Regions from separate parts of the Homo sapiens genome. Here region 2 is linked to region 1. Evidence: read pairs that join two places in POLR2A ChIA-PET (ENCODE). Cell type or tissue: A673. All regions are shown on one strand. Each heading gives the region's core, and the rest is flanking DNA. Links, peaks and the distances in the headings are about the cores only.

Region 1 (5,338 bases), core at 656-4,655:
CCTTTCCATTGTGGTTGCCCTTTATATCTTTCTCTTGTCTGATTGTTCTAGCTATGACTTCTAGTACTATGTTGAACAACAGTGATGACAGTGGCATCCTTGTCATGTTCCAGATTTTAGAGGAAAGGGTTTCAGTTTTTCCCCATTCAGTATAATCCTAGCTGTGGGTCTTTTGTATATGGCTTTTATTATGTTGAGGTATGTTCCTTCTATCCCCAGTTATTTTTTTGTTTGTTTTTTGGTTTTTTGTTGTTTTTTTTTCTTTGAGATGGAGTCTCGCTCTGTTGCCCAGGCTGGAGTGCAGTGGCACGATCTCCGCTCACTGCAAACTCCGCCTCCCAGGTTCATGCCATTCTCCTGCCTCAGCCTCCTGAGTAGCTGGGACTACAGGTGCCCACCACCACACCTGGCTAATTTTTTGTATTTTTAGTAGAGACAGGGTTTCACCATGTTAGCCGGGATGGTCTTGATCTCCTGACCTCGTGATCCACCCACCTCGGCCTCCCAAAGTGCTGGGATTACAGGCGTAAGCCACTGCGCCCAGCCCTTCTATCCCTAGTTTTTAATTTTTTTTTAAAATTATGAAGGGACATCGAATTGTATTAAATGCTTTTTCAGCAGTAGCAATTGAAATGGTCATATGGTTTATATTCTTCATTCTGTTGATATGTATCACGTTAATTGATTTGCATATGTTGAACCATTTGCATATGATGTATCCCACTTGGTCGTGATGAATGATCTTTCTAATGTATTGTTGAATTTGGTTCGTTAGTATTTTACTGAGGACTGTTATATCAATATTCATCAGAGATATTGGCCTGTAGTTTTCTTTTTATGATGTGTCTTTGTCTGGTTTCAGTATCAAGGTAATACTGGCCTCATAGAATTACTTTGAAAGTATGCTCTTACTGAATTGACCCCCTCATCATTATATAGTGACCTTGTCTCATACTATAGTTTTTGTCTTGAAATCTATTTTGTCTGATATAAGTATAGCAACTCCTGCTCTTTGGTTTCCATGGAATATCTTTTTCCATCCATTTATTTTAAATCTCTGTGTATTTTTATAGGTGAAGTATGTTTCTTGTAGGCAACAGGTCAATGGTCCTGTTTGTTCATCCATTCAGCCAGTCTATGTCTTTCAATTGGAGCGTTTAGTCCATTTACATTCAGTGTTATTATTGATAAGTAAGGGCTTATTCCTGCCATTTTGTTTTCTGATTGTTTTGTGGTCTTCTCCTTCTTCTATCTTTCCTCCCTGTCTTCCTCTAGTGAAGGTGATTTTCTCTGGTGATATGATTTAGTTTCTTGCTTTTTATATTTTGTGTACCCATTGTATGTTTTTTGGTTTGAGGTTACCATAAGACTTGCAAATACTATCTTATAACCCATGATTTTAACCTGATAACAACTTAACACTATCTGCATAAACGAATAAGCAAAAAGAAAACTAATAAAGACTCTATGCCTTCACTTCATCCCTGTTTTTTAACTTTTTGTTGTTTCTATTTATATTTTATTATACTGAATATGTCCTGGAAAGTTATTGTAGTTATTCTTTCTGATTGGTTCATTGTTTCATCTTTCTACTTAGGATAAGAGTAGTTTACACACCACAGTTACAGTGTTATAACATTCTGTGTTCTTCTGTGTATTTACTATTACCAGTGAGTTTTATACCTTCAGGTGATCATTTATTGCTCATTAATGTTCTTTTCCTTCTGATCAAATTACTCCCTTTAGCATTTCTTGTAGGACAGGTCTGGTGTTGGTGAAATCCCTAAGCTTTTGTTTGTCTGGGAAAGTCTATTTCTCCTTCATGTTTGAAGGATATTTTCACTGGATATACTAGGGTAAAAGGTTTTTGTGTTTTTTTTTCCTTCACCACTTTAAGTATGTCATGCCTCTGTCTCCTGGCCTGTAAGGTTTCTACTGAAAAGTCTGCTGCCAGACGTATTGGAGCTCCATTGTATGTTATTTGTTTCCTTTCTCTTGTGGCTTTTAGGATCTTTTCTTTGTCCTTGACCTTTGGGATTTTGATTATTAAATGCCTTGAGGTAGTTTTCTTTGGGTTAAATCTGCTTGGTGTTCTATAACCTTCTTGTACTTGGATATCAATCTCTTTCTTTAGGTTTGGGAAGTTCTCTATTATCCCTTTGAATAACTTTCTACCCCTATATGTTTCTCTACCTCCTCTTCAAGGCTAATAACTCTTAGATTTGCCCCCTTTGAAGCTATTTTCTAGATCCTGTAGGGGTGCTTCATTGCTTTTATTCTTTTTTGTCTCCTCTGACTGTGTATTTTCAAATAGCCTGTATTCGAGCTCACTAATGCTTTCTTCCGCTTGATCAATTCTGATGGTAAAGGATCCTGGTGCAATCTTCAGTATACCAATTGCATTTTTCAGCTTCAGAATTTCTGCTTGATTCTTTTAAATTATTTCAGTATCTTTGTTAAATTTATCTGATATAATTCTGAACTCCTTCTCTGTGTTTATCTTGAATTTCTTTAAGTCTCCTCAACACAGCTATTTTGAATTCTCTGTCTGAAAGGTCACATATCTCTGTTTTTCCAGAATTGGTTCCTGGTGCCTTATACTTAGTTCATTTGGTGAGGTCATGTTTTCCTGGATGCGGTTGATGCTAGTAGATGTTTTTTGGCGTCTGGGCATTGAAGAGTTAGGTATTTATTATAGTCTTCTCTGTCTGGGCTTATTTGTAGCCATCCTTCTTGGGAAGGCTTTCCAGATTTTGAAAATACTTGGATGTCGTGATCTAAGCTGTATCTGCTTTAGGGGGCACCCCAAGCTTAGTAATTCTGTGGTTCTTGCAGACTCGTAGAGGTACTGCCTTGATGGTCTTGGAAAAGATCCAGGAGAATTCTCTGGATTATCAGGCAGAGACTCTTGTTCTCTTCCCTTTCTTTCTCCCAAACAAACAGAGTCTCTCTCTCTCTGTTCTGAGTCACCTAAAGCTGGGGATGGAGTGACAAAAGCACCCCTGTGACCACCACCACTATGACTGCACTGGGTCAGACCTGAAGCCAGTACAGCACTGGGTCTTGCCCAAGGCCTGCTGCTCTAAACTCCATGGCTATTGCCTATGTTCACTCAAGGCCCTGGGGCTCTACAATCGGAAGGTGGCAAAGCCAGCTAGGCCTGTGTCTTTCCCTTCAGGGCAGCAAGGTCCCCTAGGCCTCAGGTGGGTCCAGAGGTGCCATCTGGGAGTCAGGGACTAGCGTCAAAAAGTTTAGAAGTCTACCTGGTGTTCTACTGTATTGTGGCTGAGCTGGCACTCAAACCACAAGCAGCAGTCCTTCCCACTCTTCCCTCTCCTTTCCAAAGGCAGAGGAGCCTCACCCCATCCACCACCACCCCAGGCCGTGAGGAGTACTGCCAGACTACCAGCCAATGTTCCCTTAAGACCCAAGGTCTCTTAAGTCAGGTCGTGGTGAATGCTGCCTGGCCTGGGACTCACTGTTCAGGGCAATGGGCTCTCCTCTGGCCCAGGACACATCCAGAAACGCTGTCCAAGAGTCAAGTCCTGGAATCGAGGACCTCAAGGGCCCATCTGGCGCTCTACCCCACTGTGGCCGTGCTGGTACTTGAAGCCAGCAAGTCTCAGAGGCTCACCCAAGGCCCTCAACTTATAGTACCTGGGTATCACTGCTGGTTATTGAGGGCCCAAGGGCTCTTCAGTTAACAGGCGATTGAGAATGCTTCCAGGACTGGGTCCTTCCCTTCAAAGTAGCAGGTTCCCTTCTGACCCAGGGTGTGTCCAGAAATGTCATCTGGGAGCTTGGCCTGGAACAGGGACCTCACGACTCTGACCAGTGCCCTATCCTGTTGTGGCTGAGCTGGTATCCAAGATGCAAAACAAAGTCCTCCCCACTCTTCCTTGTCCTCTCCTCAAGCGGAAGAAAGGGGTCTCTTTTAGACCCACAAGCTGTGCAGCCTAGGATTAAGGGAGGGCTGACGCCAGAACCCTCTTGGCTGCCCCAGCTGGTGTCTCAGTATGTTGCATGCTCCCCTGCCCCCTGCCCCACGAGTCCACTGTCTCTGGGCCTAGTTCAGCACTGGGACTCACCTAAGAGTTGCAGTCCTTATGTTGAAGACCTAGATTACCTCTCAAGTTTACTTGCAGACACAAACCCAGTGTCTCTTCAAATATTGCTTCTTATCCATTCTACTTCCTCATCCATTTTACTTTCTTCTTCTGGAATTTGTCTAAATTATATGTACATTGGAACTTCTCCTTCCATCTCCGTCTTCATTAGTTTCATCTCTGCATCGTCAAGGATGTCATTAGAACTATTTTCCAGTTCACCGATTCTTTCTTGTCCAATCCAAGGTTAAACCCATACATTATGATGTAAATATCTGTGGTACAAAAGGGCTGCTTGACCCTGAGAGCTCACTGTGATAAACAGCGAGACACCAAGGGCCATTTTCCTTCTCTCAGAGAGGCTGCTCCAAAATCCAGCTTCCCCCAGGACCAAGAACTTCCTTCTGTTAGCAAAGGGAGCTACAAGTTCCCCTGCACTCCAAGGTCCTAGGGGGCTGGGCAGCAGGCATTCTCTGAAAGCTCCCAGAAGCCACTGGAACCCAAGTCGTTTCCTGTTTCCTCCACCTGACAAGCCATTTTCTCATGTTTGCGCTATAAGAAGGTAGTCATGGGGTGGAGGCGACAGTGTCTTTCTCTGGAATGCAAACCCACTGTGTGTCTAACAGTGGCATTGGCCTTCCTGCACGCCTAGTAAATGTCCCCCCAACTGCACCTCTTCCTTGGGCCACACCATGCGATGTGGCATCCATTCCAAATCCAATTTCCTGCCAGTTCCAACCGAGATTTTGCAGCACTAGAAGTTCTGCTTGATCTTTTCCCAACCGACTTGGTTATTTTCAGAGTTTCTTGCTCTTTACACGTATTTCCAATCCTTTCTATTCTGCATCACACACAACTATTTTGTATTCTACTTCTGTGGATCTGATTCTGCACCCCGTGGTTTTTGCTGCCACTGTGCGGTGCATCTTGTTTCCTTGGATGATCTATGCTTTTTGACAGTTAATGTGTATTTCTTAGAACATTACCTCTGGGGATTATTTGAGGCTGAAAGTGGATTTGCATTTCCTTTTTCCAGGCACCCAGGAGAGCCAAAAATCCCCGTATTCTACTTTAAACTCTTAGCTCCAGGTTTTTCGAACCAAAGGAAGTGTAATTTCAGGCTGGAACCTTCTTAGGTGTCAAATCAGAGTTGCACATCGTATTACTGGTGCAGTACAAAGTACCACACACTCCATGGCTGGAACAACAATTTGTTGTCTCATAGTTCTGGA
Region 2 (4,000 bases), core at 1-4,000, 220 kb before region 1:
GCCTCTTGGCCGCGATGCTGACAGTGGGGAGGAAGGCCAGGCTGCTGAGGGTGGGCAGGAGCAGCTTGGCCACCAGCGTCCCCATGGGCCAGGAGGAAAGCACTGGCTGGGGTGGGGAGGGTGCTGGTGTCCCAGGTCCCCAGCACAGGAGCACGAAGTGGGAAGGCCAGCTCCCTTTGGGCAGGGCTCTGATGGCAGCTGCGGGGAGCACCCACAAGAGGGTTTAAATGCCCTTGACGGAGGCGGGGATGTGCGTGCACGTGTCGAGTAACACACGGAGAGGGCCAACAGCTGACATGCCACGTGACCAGCATTTGTCTCTGATTTTTCTTTTCTTTTTCTGAGACAGAGTCTCGCCCTGTCACCCAGGCTGGAGTGCAGTGGTGTGATCTCGGCTCACTGCAACCTCCACCTTCCAGGTTCAAGAGATTCTCCTGCCTTAGCCTCTGGAATAGGTGGGATGACAGGTGCCTGCCACCACACCCAGCTAATTTTTGTATTTTTAGTAGAGACAGGGTTTCACCATGTTGGCCAGGCTGGTCTCAAACTCCTGACCTCAGGTGATCCGCCCACCTTGGCCTCCCAAAGTGTTGGGATTGCAGGCATGAGCCACAGCGCCCGGCCTTCTCTCTTTTTTTTTTTTTTTTGAGGCCAGAGGAGTTAATTCAAGGATTCAGGGAGACCATATTTCTTTTCTCTGAGGCAACAACCTTGGGGAAAAGTCCCCAACAGGACAATCCCTGCCTTCTAGACATTTTCCATCCTGATCCTCCCCCCAGAATGGGAAGCCTGGTGGATGCTGCTGCTTCAGTCACGTGTCCATGGGTGGCCTGAGGTGAGAGAACCCAAGATTTCACCAATTCTAATCCTTAAAAGGACCTTGTAGATAAATCTCCCACCTTACCAGCCCACATATACTTCTCACTCGCCAGCTCTTGCCCCACACAGGTTTCCTTGGTGGCCAGACTAATGAAACTAACGTTCTTTTCTACTTGGTTACACTGTTTCACATTGTAAGTAAACAACCTGGGGCCATCTCTTTTAGTGTTCCAAGCACCAGGCCGGTGCTTGCCCTCTCGGTGTTTCTTCCCTCGTCTATTGACAACAGTTCTTTGGCTGGCCTTCCGGAAATTACCTTCCCTCGTTGTAAGAGGTCTTGCGGGAGCTGTCTGGCAGGGTGCCCCCTATCCCCTGGCCAAGGAATGATGGGTGTGTGTGGTCTGAGCTACCCAGGCAGACTCTCTTTCCCTGGATTGATTGATTGATTTGTTGTTAGCAAAATAACAGCTTTTACTTCCATGCTCTTTTTTCATTGTGATGTAATTCACATAGGACAAAACGCACAGATTTCACCTGTATAGTCTGCTGAAAACGCACCTTTGTAACCAGCACAGTGTCCATCCTCACCACCCAGGATATTCTCTTGAGCCCTTTCCAGTGAGCCCCCTGCAGAGGCAGCCACTGGTATGATTTCTGCCCCCGTACCTGACTGCCTGTCCTAGAACTCCTACAAATGGACCGTGGACTTTTTTGGATCTGGCTTCTTTTGCTCACAATGTCATGTCTGTGCGATTTGTCCCTGTCCTACTCATGGACAGTCCCTTCGGTTGCTGCTGGGTGGTGTCCAGTGTAGTATTCCTGCACCTTTGTTCTCCTGGAAATTAGAATCTGGGGACAGCAAGACCAAGGACCGTCTCAACACTGGCCCCTCCAAGAGAGGCTGCTGGGCCAGTCCTGCTTTGTGAGGCCCGGCTGTTCCACCTTTCCCTCCATGTGGGAGCTCCCACAGACCTTTCCAGAAATCTCTCTTAAGTTGGCTGGAGCCCATTTCTGCTGTTTGCAATGAAACGTCTGACTTGATATGTCTCATTCTGCTGCTTAAGACTCTTCTGAGGCGTCCACAGCCCAAAGGGTGAAGTCCAAGTGCTCACAGAGACCACCAGGCCATCTATGGCCCAGACCCGTTCCCCCAGCCCCCATGCACACTCTCAGACGCTGCCTCCTCTCCTCCCAGCCTCCCACCTCCCCTGCAGGGAGGCACTTCCTGCCCCGCCTGTTCTGGTGAATGCCTCGCTCCCTCTGCCTGCAGCCTAGACAGCCTGTCTGTGGGGAAAGCTTCTGTGATGAACAGCACCCGCCCCCCGCCGGCCCCCAAGGAAAGCTGAGGGGCTCCGCGCAGTGCCCTCCACGCCACGTCGTTCCTGACCCGCCACCTTGGCTGAGATGTTGATGTTGGGTTGTCTGGGCTGTGGCCCCCTTGGACTGCAGGATCCAGGGCCCAGGGCTCTGGCCGGCTGGCTCCCTGCCCCACCCCCGATGCCCAAGCCTGGCACATGGTGGTGTTCAGCACACACTGGCTGAATGAATGACTTTGTTAAAAGAATGAATGAAAGTCCAAGGAGGCGGGGCTGCCGCACACTTCAGTCTGGCCTCTGAGGAGCCCAGTTCCCTCTCCAAATGGGAAAACCAGGCCTGCTGTGTGTGCGGCTCTGGTGGGAGGCGCACGATCCCCTGTGAGCCTGTCACGGCAGGGGCCCTGATCCTCCTTGATCCTCACCTCTCGGCCCCTCGGCTCCCGCTCAGACTGGGCCCCTGTCCCCAGCCCCTAGCCCAGCTTTCAGTAAGAGCGAAAAAGAGTGGTGAGGAAATACAATTCAATGTCAGGTGCTATGAGAGGCAGTGGAGGAGAGAGCTCTCTGGAGCCATAAACCCCGCTCGAAAGCAGGAAAACATTCCACAGTTGGTTTTGTGCATGAGTGTGTGTGTGTGTTTTTTTGCAGCTGTAAACTCCAGGGCCAGGGCTGTAAGCTTGGGGAAGGGAAAAAGCGAAGGGGGAGGAGGTGGAGAAGGGAGCGGAGCTGCACATGTGTTGCAGCGATTAAGGAGAATGGGGGCCGGGAGGGACGTCCCAAAGGGGGGAGACAGGTGGCTGGGCCTGGGGCAGCCTGAGGAGCCCCTGCAGAAGGGCTGGAATGTGAGCTGCCCTCTGAGGGAGGCAGTGGAGTGCAGAACGGAGGTGGGCCGGCGGGGAGCGGGATGTGTGTGGCTCCCGTCCGAGCCCTGGCCGCCTGGACGCAGACCAGCTGGCTTTGGGGAAGGCGTCCAGCTCTGAACAGGACTGAAATGACCCTCGGTTCTCCCTGGAGCAGGGGAAGCGATTGGCCTGGGGAGCTGGGAGAGGGGGAGGCAGAGTGGAAAAGCCAGACCGGCTGCTCTTGGGGGTGTCGCTGCCCCAGGAGACACAGGGTGGGGGGCACAGGATTGGGCCAGGCCGGGAGCCGCTCAACCTGGGCAGGCTCTGAGCCAGCACAGACGTGAGCTGGCACCCCTGTTCCTTCTCACCCCGAAGCCTCCCATGGCCCCTGCCTGCCAGCCCACCATTCAGGAGTCCCCGGCATCCACCCTACTCTCCACCTGCTCTGGGCTTTAGCCAAACCAGATCCCCACAGCCATATGCCCTCCAGACTCTGGGCCTCTGCATGACCTTCTGCCAGGAGACCCTCCCCTGGTTCCCTGTGTAGCCTCAGCTTCTCCTGACCCCCCAGAGGGGTGTGGGCTCTCCCTGCTCAGAATCCCCATGGCACTGAGTGTGTCTTGAAAACCAATCATGTCCACGGATGGACGGTTGGTCAGCGCTGGCCATGTACCAAGGACTCTTCATACCTGTCTCGTTGGGCCCTTCCAGCAGCCGGGAGGTGGGGTGGAGGCCTCTGTTCTCCCCATTTTACAGAAGAGGAGACTGAGGCCCAGGGAGCGGCAGCAGCCCTCCTCTGCCCAGCAGATGGCAGGCCCCAGTGGGCTCCAGCGGGCTGGTCCTGGGCCACGCTGGGGAGCAGGGCCGCCCTGCACTCCCCTTCCCTCACCCCCACAGCCGCAGGAGCGCCCCTGCTTTATAGAGGCGCTGAAATGCCTGGAATGCCAGGCAGCTCCCGCCTCCCAACAGCTGTCTGTCTGCCCGGCCCAGGAGGGCTGGCCGGCTGCTGCGTTTGCGTCCTCTACA

Evidence for each region. Peaks named below come from ENCODE experiments on the same cell type or tissue, not always from the same donor. Only the 100,000 strongest peaks of a DNase experiment are listed, where the experiment ranks them.
Region 2: POLR2A ChIA-PET joins it to region 1 with 5 read pairs; 2 of 35 experiments call an interaction of 5 or more read pairs at or near these places.

Annotation. Positions count from the first base shown.
Region 1 is chr9:133,747,927-133,753,264 of GRCh38, forward strand. No RefSeq gene overlaps it. Among named protein-coding and RNA genes, the nearest start is that of SARDH, 12 kb to the left of the region's middle. In A673, for the core only: no CTCF peak of the experiment used is centred there; no DNase peak of the experiment used is centred there.
Region 2 is chr9:133,524,760-133,528,759 of GRCh38, forward strand. MYMK (myomaker, myoblast fusion factor) reads right to left here and starts at 200. Exons shown (of 5, transcript NM_001080483.3): 1 at 1-200. The coding sequence starts at 85. In A673, for the core only: no CTCF peak of the experiment used is centred there; a DNase peak (open chromatin) is centred at 2,052; H3K27ac peaks cover 1,880 bases.